2 separate regions of the Mus musculus genome follow, and region 1 is linked to region 2. The links are chromatin contacts, found by Hi-C in ENCODE. All regions are on one chromosome and are shown on one strand. Each heading gives the region's core, a stretch centred on a gene start or an enhancer-like site at or near the end of the contact. The rest is flanking DNA. Distances are from core to core; before and after follow the strand shown.

Region 1 (6,029 bases), core at 3,160-5,659, 770 kb before region 2:
CCAAGTTAAACTGAGTGTGTAAACCTTCAGTAGCTCCAGAATGACGGCTCTATCCCTGAGTTATCCATATCCTTCTCAACTGGTTTCTAATCTACTACAGGCTAGAAAAACAAACAAATACACTTAATACTGTATAATAATAAACAAAGATGAAAATAACAATTCAACTGTTAGGGCAAAGGGCATACATACAATGATGCCCTTCCGTCTCACTCTCGTGTGGTTATAATCATAAAGTACAATTTAAATTGGCTCTGAGTAAAATTCTAAGGGATGCTAAATAAAGCACAAGAGCTCTATGTAAGTGCTCTATGACAGCACACAAGGCTTTCTTTTCCTTTTTCCTTGTTAAAACTTCTAGATTCTTGAACTAAATAGTTACAATTATGAGGTAGGGTAAAATAATACCAAAGAGACTGTATTCTTGCAAGGAGTGATGACACATGCCTTTAAGCTCAGTTCTGTGAGTTCAAGGCCAGCCTGGTCTACACACTGACACCCTGTCTCAGAAAAAGAAAAAGAAAAAGAAAAAGAAAAAGAAAAAGAAAAAGAGGGAGAGAGAGAAAGAGAGAGAGAAAGAAAGAGAAAGAGCAAAAGAGAAAGAGAAAGAGAAAGAAAAGGAAAAAGGGAGAGAAAGAGAGAGAGAAAGAAAAAGAGCGAAAGAGAAAGAGCGAAAGAGAAAGAGCGAAAGAGAAAGAAAGAGAAAGAGAAAGAGAAAGAGAAAGAAAAAGAAAAAGAAAAAGAAAAAGAAAAAGAAAAAGAAAAAGAAAAAGAAAAGGAAAAAGAAAAAGCATATTCTTACAAGAAAATAGAAGGGGACTAGGTAGGAACAAGGAGATTGCCAGGAATCACATAGGAAAATGTCATCATGAAACCCATTACATATCAATATATGCTAATAAAACTTTTAAAGGTTACAGTTTTACATAAAGTCAAAAAAAGATCTATGCATGATTATAGTCTTTCCAATAGCTTTAAAATTATTTCCTAGTAGACTCACCAAACTGGTCTTTGTGCATATATTAAAATCAATAATTTTTTAAAAACCTATATGATTAAATAAAACAAGTTAGGTTTAAGAGGAAAGAAATACAGGTCTTTATGGAGAATATTTCTCTCATTTATGAGTCATCAAAGACCCCTGACAGTTTAAAAATAAAAGTTTGAATATCGCCTAGGAGGTGACTTAATGCACTACGCTCCCACATCTGCTGAACTCTGTGCTTTTACACGACTGCATCAACAATAGCTCTGAAGGAAAGATAATGAAGAGCCTGTTGCTTGTAAGGACAAAAACCAACTCTTCTGGTAGAAATGTCAACTGTCAACTTCTTAGAAATTTCAAAGCTGGTGAAAAAGAAACAATCCCATTGAAGAAAGAGGATAGAAGCTAACACTTGCTGACAGGGCTCTCAAGGAGACTCAGCTTCCCCCCTGAGGCCACAGCACCAGCTCACTAGGCTCTCTAGGTCACCTACATTCCCCCCTGGGGCCCTAATCACACTGGCTCACTCACTCATGTTCTAGGACATCGACTTTCTCCTTGGAGCTACAATCAAGCAAAAACATTCAAAGAATTTAATCGGATTTATACTTTCTGACTCAAATTATAAACTGTACTAATCTATACAAAATAACCCCAAATACAGAGAGGTTGGATTATATATACTAATGGTTATAACTTCTGTTATAATAGTGAAAAGGGCCGTATGCTGTTTTTTTCCTCCCTGTAGCCCTGGCTCTCCTCCAACTCACAGATCATCTACCTGCCTCTACCTCCAGAGTGCTGGGATTAAAGACGTGAGCCATCACAGCCCGGCTGTTTATTTTCATAAAGGACAAAATAAATGGTTATACGGCCAGGCAAGGGGACACAAGCCCTTAATCCTACCACTTGGGGGGTGGGGGGGGGGCAGGCAGGTCAAGTTCAAGGGCAGCCTACCTACACATAGTGAGTTCCAGGGCACCAGGACTATGTAGAAAGACTCTGTCTCAATTACCAATAACTAAGCCTGGTATGGTGGCTCATATCTTTAGTCCCAGCACTCAGGAGGCAAAGGCAGGCAGATCTCTGTGAGCTGATGGCAGCTTGATCTACATAGTTCCAGGACAGCCAGGGCTATGTAGAGGTCTTGTCACAAACAAACAAACAAGAATAGATGGTTATACAAATTTGTAACCATATGATGAAATATTATAAAACCATTAAATTATTTAGAGGAAAGATGGGAAAATATTTAAGATGTATATTAAGACAAAAACTGGGTGCATACTCTATTTTACCTGTTGTTATCTGAGGTTTCTAAACTGCATATTTTTAAGATGGTTAAGAACAATGAAATGGCCCGGCGAGTGGTACACGCCTTTAATCCCAGCACTTGGGAGGCAGAGGCAGGCAGATTTCTGAGTTCAAGGCCAGCCTGGTCTACAGAGTGAGTTCTAGGACAGCCAGGGCTATACAGAGAAACCCTGTCTCAAAAAACAACGACAAAAAAACAAAAAAAAAAAAACAAAAAAAACAAAAAAAAAAAAACAATGAAATGGCATTTTCACCATAAGTTTAGGTAAAATTTATTCTTAACCTTTAAGGGATAGAAAACATTAAATGACTAAGAGATTAAGTACAATGATAGATTGAGATCCACAAGATGAGTCTGTAAAATACAGGTTTTAACTACTTTCCTGAATTAGAGCAAATATGAAATAATAAAGGTAGCTCCAGGGCTTTTAACAGGTTTTGTGAAATTTAGTAGTCATGCACAATAGTGCAGCTACATGAAAAGCAGCTCCGTTATGGTAGGCTGCTTCAAATGCTCTGTCTTTCAGCTCTATCACTGGTAGTATCTATTTGCTAAAGGCAAAACATAACATTAGAAATGAGGTGTTTGGGCCTTGTTTAAGATTTAGAGGATCCAGCCCCCTCTCCCACGACACCCCCTAACCAGGCCCACATGCAATGCAGCAAAACACTCATACAACAAAAACAATTCTATTAGAAACATATTCTGAATTAATAACATTTGAAACAACTTATGTTTCAAAAAGGATTCTTTTACATATGTAAATTTTAAACAACAACAACAACAACAAAAGGTCCTGAAGAGCCTCCCTTTTTCTTTCTTTCCATCAACTGCCTACCAAACTTAAGCACTGAATCTCAGCTTCTGTCATCTCTTTCCTGCTTACTGGCCTCCTCTCCAGCATTCCAGCCCTCCATCTTCTACAACACCTCCAAGAAACCTTCCAGACACAACCACGATGCATGTAGATATTGAGTAAAACTACACCTGATGACTACTATATAAAATTCAAACTTCTTAGCAAGACAGAGAACTCTCCAATGACGAGGGAGGCAACACTCTGCCAGGGCGCCCCCCCCCCAAACTTTGTCAGGATACAGTTATAGGCATCCCCAAACACCTCAGATCTCAGTCTGAGTGCTGGCTTTACCCGGCCATCCAGTCTCCAGACTTGATCAAGATTCTGCCCAGGTGCACTGACCCTCGCGCGAACACACTAACGCGCACACACACCTGTATACATCTTCATCCTAACCAACCACACAATAATATAACGGTCTCTCGTGAAACTATGAATTCCTTGGGCCTTTCTCTTTCATCTGTCCTATCTCAAGTGCTTATCACAGCACCTGATTTGCTAAAAGAAGGAAAGAAAAAAAAAAAAAAACCTGAAATCTTCATCCTAAACAGTCACACAGTAACGTCACACGGTCTCACGTCCTCTGAAGTCTGTGGTACTCAATGGTTCATGTTCAGAACCTCAAGAGCACACCACAGAACCAAAGAAGCTCAAAACTAAACATAAATACCATTTCCGTCATTGCCCGCAAGGGAACAGGTCATCGCGCCCAGAAAGGTTGCGCAGGCTTAGGTAGGAAAAAAAGGAGCGGCGAGGTTTAGGTGAAGTCCACCAAAACAGCCGCGCTCAGTTCAACCCTGAGAAGCTACAGTTCCAGCAAGCAGAGGTCGCCGCGAGCAGGGAACAGGACCATTTACTGAAGTTGTCAATCAACGGTCGGTCAGAGGGACCGAGCCTGCGGCCCCAAGTACCGCGTGAGGCTGCACCGAGACCGTCAGACCCCCAGCCCGGACACCAACCGGACCTGGCCCGGCTCGGCTCGGCTCGGCTCGGCTCGGCCCGGCCCCGCCCCACAGCCTCACTTTTCCACATCCGCAGACTTCATGATGTGGGTCTTGGACGCCGTCAGCTTCCAAGGCCCGAAGGAGAAGTCCTGGTGGCTGCTCTGAAAGCCGTGGATCATCATGGCAGAAGCGGAGCCGCAGGGTTACTCGGAGCAAGCGCCTGCGGCAGCGGTCGCACGATGGCCCTCTCTGCAGCGCGGCTCCTGGGCGCGTCCGTTACCATCTCGGCCCCGCCCCCTGCCGCCGCGCCGTAGGCCCGCCCTTCCGCCGTCTCTTCCGCCCCTCCTGGTTTTACTTCCGGGACCACTAGCTCAGGGTGACACACGTCTTACGTGGAGACGCTGAGGGGCGGGACTTGAGCGCGGGGGTGTCGCTCTGGCGCGCCGCCCTGAAGTCTCCGGGTGACGTCACCCCAGAGTGAATGTGGGAATTTGTCTTTCTGGATCCAGAGCCCCGTGCTTCACTGCCTTACCTCCTCCTTACAGACCGCTCCAAGCAGTGTCATCACCTCTTGTGCTTATGAGTCGTGGTGAAGAGGACATGCCCAATGTCCCTATCGCTCAGGAAGCCCAGCACCAACAGCGACTTTGGAGCCAATGACAAATAGTAGCTCCTCCACCTTGAATCCCAGTGGAAGAGCCCCACTTTCTTACCGTGCAAACCGCCGACGCCCTGTGTTTGATTCTTTGTACCACGAAAGAAACGTCAAATTATCCTTATGATATTTTAAGACTTTTCTACCCGCACACAGGTGTAGTGGAAACGACGCTGAAAGCCCGGTGCTCCGTCCATGCTTGCAGTGCAACTGTGTGTATCTTTGGGTAAAACACAACTGATTCTTTTCGGCCCCAGCTGCCTCAAAATGAGATGGTTTAATGTTTGAGCATCTCAAAACTGTTCACCATCTCAATTCCAACACCCCCTCTCTTATTCACTCAGTGTTTGTTTCATCGACGCTGGAACCGCTAAGCAGCGTTGTTGCATGATTTCTGCTTCAATTCCTACCTTGTCTACCAGAAGGTGTTAAGCCAAGTAAACCTTTTCCTCCTCAGGTATTTTCTGTTTGTGTGTCTGTCCCAGGAACCCATCATCAATTTCCCCTGCCCAAGGTGTCTGGATTAATTCATTCCGTTGGCATCCTATCCTTGGTTCCTACATAGTTACTCTATTTCCATTGCCTACGGAAAGTAGGGCGTCTCAGCTTCCGCAGAGGATAAAGATGTTCATCCCGAATAGTGGAGGATTGTCTACCATCACTGACCTCCAGAGGTTGGCCCCTGACGCACTTCCCAAGGAGGCTGGGGTCCTTTCACTGACGTTACATTGTAAACCTCACATCATCTAGATCTGCTAGAAGACCTAATAAGGAGGTAAATGAGCAAATTACATGCAACGAAATCCATCCTCTTTTCTTTCTGAAAGAGTTCCATACAGCCAGCCTAGGCTAGCCTTCAATTCACTATTGTAGCTAAGGAGGACCTTGAATTCCTGATTGTTCTGCTTCTTCCCAAGTGCCGTGTGTGTGTGTGTGTGTGTGTGTGTGTGTGTGTGTTTTTCACCAAGCCTCCAACATTCTTACTATATGAAGTCTTCCTTTGAATTTTTCTGCATTAGGCCAAGAAAAAAATGTATAGAATCTCTGTGATTTTTGAAAACAGCCTAGTCTACATAGCAAATTCCAGGCCTATGTATTCCTTGTTTCAATAAACAAACAAATGTGCCTCTTGTTCTTTCAGCATAGGTCATGGCTGAGGCTGAGTTTAGTTTCAATCATTCTACCTAACAGCGACAACAACAGGTCTGCTACTCAAACTACCACACTGAAGGAGAGTCTCTCCTAACTACAATGTATCAAGTCATGTTCAA
Region 2 (5,776 bases), core at 2,570-5,069:
GGGGGAAGAGGCTAAAAGTTACTTTTACAGTAAACACTTGGAAACATAAATCCTTCAGAAATGAAGAACATTTGGTCAGCTGTCATGAATGTCAAAGACCTTAATTCAGAAATCCCATTATAATTAATGGGTGGGGCAACTCAAGAAAGTAGCAGCCGATTTTCTAGAAACTTGTACTAGGAAGTTGTCTGACAACTTCAACAGGAGCCTGGCAGGTTGGAGGCTGCCGAGCTGCAGAATGACCTGAGCACTGAGTGAGCTGAGCGCACCTAATGCATCAGCTCCAAGAGTCGGCGGCCTTCCCAGTCACGGCCCAATCTTAACCATGTCTTTAAGATGCCCATTAAGAAACAGAAGAAATGCTTACAAAAATTAATGTCAAAAACTGTGTATGCAAATCACTACTTTGAAAGGAGATTTTTAAAACACCATTCACAGTAAATGTACAAACATGTGCAGACAAATCCAAAAAGAATTCTAGATTCTTTAAAAGCTACTTCAAAGCACAAGCCTCCCCATAAGTGTTTTACATTATTTTAAATACTATAATTTTAACATAAAAATATAGTGCCCTCATTTTCTTCAACTCCGTTTTAGTCATTAAAATAGGCTCCAGAACACTCCACAAGCCTGGGCCATACTGGGATTCAGAAGTAGTTTCTTGTAAGAGAAAGATTATAAACAGCAATAACAACAAACCCCACATAAAATAAGCAGGTGTATGTAGCACAAGTATCCTCATTTAAATCCAAACTCCCCATCGGAAGTGATTTTTTACTATGGCAAGGACAGCCAACTGAAATAAAAGGCCAGCTCACAATACCCATATTTTTTTCTGTATGACAAAAACTGTAACAGTGAGCTTTGTTTGTAAAGTACAGTGTGCATTTTGGATAAAATACCTAGAGCCCCAGTAGTGGTTAAACTGCAGCTATAAAGGAAATTGTCCAGAGATAAATGGTTTCCCTATGAGAAGTTCCATTGCTATACTTCACCTCAGGACAATAAATCACAGTAACTGCACCTTGTCCTCTGTCCAATGACATCATCAGTCTGACCACTTCTTGGGAACTGGGTGCAAAAACATATGCTATTTAAGGCATGAAACCATATTACTGCTTTTTGTCCATCCAACCTCCTGTTTCAGTGCTGAATCGGTTGTTTACCTGAGCATTCTCAGGAAACCTTTACCCTCTATTGCATTCAGGGCCTACCTACTTGGATGTGAAAGAAGGAAAAATAAAAATTGTGAGAAGTAGTTATTTTAAATTAGCCTGCAGTTCCTCACCTAAATCTGAAATTTTGTTACAAATTAACTGAAGTCTAATGTCTTCATATATTCCCCATGATGGTTTAATGTAATCACCAGGACTTAGCCATTAACAAGGTACCTCAAACACCCCCCAGAAAGCACCACCCTTTTATCCTTTTAAAACAAAACTTACAGGAGAGACCAGAAATCAAAATTACTGTTTTCTCTAAACAGTAAAAGTTAATTGGCTCTCATAGGCCAAATGTCCTAAGCCTAGAAAAAACAAAAATCAATTCTGACACCTTAAAGCAAGAGGCCAGCAGGCTAAGCAAGTTCCAAGATCAGAGTGGACACAATGCCTCTGTTTATCTTCTATTTTCACTCATTTAACCATGACCAAGGAAAACATAACCCCATTTCTGTTTTCCATACTGCTGCAATTAAAACAGGCAGGTCTATGTCAGTAACAGCACAAGAATGCCGGCCTCCCTTCAAGTTGGTGCAGAAACTGGAAAAGCAGCCCTGCTGAGAGAGTATCCAAGTGTTGTCAGCCGGACTTTCTAAAATACCTCGCTACTCCATCACTCCTGAAAGGGAAGTCTGCCGGTTTTACAAATACTACAAATCTTTACATAGCCTGACCGAGTTAACTCAGGAAGAGAGTGACTATTCCCACAACAAAGTCCTGTATTTGTACTAAACCAGTAGCTCACAGAAGCCTCTGTAAATTGGAAATAAGGTCCACATACTATGAACTGAAAGATAAACTCCTTTTAGAAGAAAACAAGCCAACCTCAGAGCTGATGCTTAGCTCGGAGCTGTTTTTATGCTGGAAGGTCCCCAAGAGGATGTGTTTTGCCTGCGGAGGAGGGGACTCGAGTGGCAGTTGATGGGGGAGTCATTTTGGTTATTAGTAAATAAATCAAGCAGCAGAGAACAGGGCCTAGGCAACTAGGGCAGTCCAGGCCTAGTTCTCTCCTTGTCTTCCCAGCACAGACTGGGTTTGATCTCAGAGTCCTGTGGATTGCCAAGGAGGAGGAGAAGGAAAAAAAAAAAAAAAGAATCATATCGAACCACAAAAGCACATGGGGCGAATGTAAAATATAAACACGGCGTTGGGCTGTGAGTGGCTGTTATTAAAGGTCTGAATTACTAAACATGAGAGGCGGGGAAAGCCAGGCGGCCATTTCAAGAATATAAACCTCCCTGAATTAGACATTATTCAAATGAGAAGCAAGTAGAGAAGACCCAGCACGCAGCTAGAAAGCACTACCACACACAGTCAGGGAGGGGGATCTCCGTGTCTAGCCACCACCCCCGCTCCCCGCAGTACAGGAGAAATCTAGAATATGATCAACTTGTCAGGCCAGCCCTTTGAGGGCAGGAGGGCAATCCTTTACGGTCCAGTTCTCGGGTGACCTCCGAGAGCTCCGAGGCCTCAGAGCGAGAGGGTCCCCAAGGCTACCAGCGCGTGGGGGGGGGGGGATGTGCGCGGAGGAGCTACCAGACCCCGCGAGCACCTCCAACCCAACTGTCCCGCGCGACCCACAGCAGCGCGGACCTCTGGGTGAGGGCCCGGGACACACGGACAACCGAAGCCATTTCCACGGAGGGGAACTTCCCCGAGGGTTCCTCCCACCTAGCCCAGCCTCCAAAGGGTCCGGGGGACCCCAGAGCGAGCTCACAACCCGAAGGCCAGCTCACAGGGCCCACGCCACGCTGCCCCTAACCAGAGACACGGACTGGCTGGGGTCAGGCCGCTGCCCCGGGCACGAGCAGGGCGCGGCTGAGGGGCCCCGGGCCGTGACCCCCGGGCTCGGCCCCACGCGGACCCCCCGCACGGCCGGGGGCAGGGCACCACTCCCCGGTGCGTCCCGCAGCGAGCAGCGTTCCCCAGCCCGAGCCCGCGCCGGCTCCCAATCCTGGGGGGGCGCCGCGCGGGTGTCCGGCCACCGGGGTCCGCTCGGGCCCCGCCGCCCACCGGCATTGTGCTCGCCGCCACCTCTGGCCCCTCCACGCCCCCCCACCGCCCGTCCAGGTCTCCCGCCCGCACCCCGCCGCGCCCCGCCAGCCCAGCAGCTATGAATATGTAAAATGTCTTTATTGTCCTCTCCCGGTGCCCCGGCCCCGCCGCCTGCCGTGGACCCGCTTAGATTCGGGCACCGTGCGAGGAGGCGGCGGCGGCCGGCGGAGGAGGAGGGCCGGTGCCGGCGGGCGGGCCGGCGCGGCAGCCGCGGGGTGGGCCGGGGGCAGGAGGAGCGCGGTGGCTCACAGCCCCCTTTGCCCCGGGTCTTCTTCCCCCTCCGCCCGGCCGCTCCGAGCTCCTTTTCCCCCTCCGCTCGGCGCCCAGAGGGGGCTGTGTTCCCCGGCCCCCCATCTCCTCGCCGTTAATTATAATAATCCTGAGTACTAATAAATTATGCTAAGTCGCGGGGGGGGCAGCGGGAGCCCGGCTCGAGTATGAATATGAATATGTAAAATGCTGTAATGATTACCTGCTGCTGCTGCCGCCGCGGCTGAACTCTCATCTTGACTCGCTGCTCCTCCGTCCGCCATTTTGAATATTTTAACCAAAATCGCCCGGTCGATAAACCCTCCCTCGCTCCCGCTCCCCTCCCCCTCCCGCCCTGCTCGCCGCCTCCCTCCTCTCCGCACCCTCCCGTTCCTTCCTCTCCCGAGGCGCGCGCCAGGGGGCGCCCGAGGCCGGCGCTGCTCTCCGCCGGCCCCCTTGGAAGAGCTCCACCCCCCTGCGCGCGCGGTGCGCACGCGCGTCCAGGCTGCAGGGACCCCGCCCCCTCAGGCTTCTAAAGTGCCCCCTAACCTGCCAATCATCTCTTCCTTGTTTTGTTTTTTTTTCTTTCCCCCTCCCGTCCGCGCCGCTGTGCGCACGCGCAGTTTTCTCCACGCGCCGGAGAGGTAGGAAGCGCATGCGCGTCTCTTCGCCCCCTCCCTCCCCCCGGGAGCGCGGCTTCACCCCAAAGTGTAGTATGTCAAGTGCTTGTTTACGTCTCGGGATGGGCTTCCCGTCTTCCGTGTTAGTCCCCTCCCGGATAAGTTCGGGGTTTCCACGGCGGTACTGTAAAAGGGCAACATGCCCGGCGTCTCGCCGCGAGGACACGCGTGAGGGACTAGCGAGCGCTCCACGGCCGCGCACTTTTTCAGGACTCCCTCGCAGTTGACTGCGACAATGGAGGGGACCGCTCCCCGCCGAGGTAATTTCCGGCCCTGTGTGCAGGTGGGGGCGGAAACGCCCTCGGCGGGCAACGGGCACGAGGCACCTGCTGGGCCACGCGCGGACGTCCCGCTTTAAATTTGAATCCGAGCTAATCCCCGCCCCGCGCCTCAGCCCACGCCGCAGATTCGGGGCGGGGCCGGCGGGCGGACTCCTGGGGGCGTGTCCTGGCGGCTCTAATTAGCCAGGCAAAGAGTCGCCTCCACTTGTCGCGCGTGCCCGGCCCAGCCTCTGTGGGAGCGGCCGTCCGAGTCGCCCGGACGCCCTTGCACGCGCCCACCCGTGCGAAACAAACAGACCCCATCTGCGTAGGGATTCTTTTTTCTTTTTTTTTTTTTTTCTTCTGGAGCACCTTTTAAAGGCTAATTGTAAACTGACCTGATTAAAACCATGCAAGTTGGCAATAGCGCCAACGGTTACGAATTCTCTTTGCTCTGTCGTTCAGTAAATACGATCGCGGGGGGCGGGGGGTGGGGGTGGTGATATTCCTCTTGTGACCATCTTCCTAAGTAATTAGCCAAAATATTGCCCAGATTGCTCCTTTATTGCAAAAAAAAAAAAAAAAAAAAAAAAAAAAAAAGGCCTGGATGAAGACCCAAATCTATTTTACTAATTCTTGACAAGTCCCAAGATTTTCCTAAAAAAATTTCTAAGGATAAAAACAAAAATATTGTGTGGTAAGAATAAATAGGTCCTAGGCTGTCCTTGAGAGGGGTATTCCTAAGTTTCAACTGGGTAAAACTGCAGGTTCTGCACACACACACACTCACACACACACACAGCCCTAAACACCCTAAATAAACAGATCCCTACCTGGAAGCAATTATTTTAGCGGTTAAAGTTTTCATTGTGAGCCCGAGGTTGCTTGTTGAATTCTTTACTCTGCACAAGTACACCTAAAACTGTCTGTCTGTTACAGCTAGTGATTTGAGGTGAGATTGATTTATTCGAAGTAATTAAGCCTTAGGGTGTGCACATGACTGCTTAAACCAAATAATTGGTCCACCCTATAATTATTTCAAAATACACAAACCAGCACAGTAAAGGAAATGCAAATTTGAACCATGTTACAATTAATATCTGGAAATATGACAAAATTATATTACTATAAGGGAAATCTTGGAATATAATTTAAAGTGAAGTAAACAACACTATTCCTGGCAGGTACAAATTTGAAGTCATCACCACTAACCTATTTTCTTCCTATTTAGTCTTAGTTTGCTCTTTGGTTCAAAAATTAAATGAATATGACCTTCGTTCAAGTCACTGAACCTGGTGGATACACTATTCAT

What was found. Hi-C counts contacts between places; a loop is a spot of excess contacts on that map.
Region 1: a map of heart shows a loop between it and region 2 (6-fold over the local background). The contact joins the promoter of Tiprl here to the promoter of Pou2f1 in region 2. A Hi-C loop is called at or near these places in 2 of 37 maps with a recorded cell type or tissue (T-helper 17 cell and heart).

Annotation. Positions count from the first base shown.
Region 1 is chr1:165,232,549-165,238,577 of GRCm38, forward strand. Tiprl (TIP41, TOR signalling pathway regulator-like (S. cerevisiae)) reads right to left here and starts at 4,410. Exons shown (of 7, transcript NM_145513.4): 1 at 4,182-4,410. The coding sequence starts at 4,285.
Region 2 is chr1:165,998,815-166,004,590 of GRCm38, forward strand. It overlaps Pou2f1 (POU domain, class 2, transcription factor 1), which reads right to left and starts at 3,820. Exons shown (of 16, transcript NM_198932.3): 1 at 3,748-3,820. The coding sequence starts at 3,808.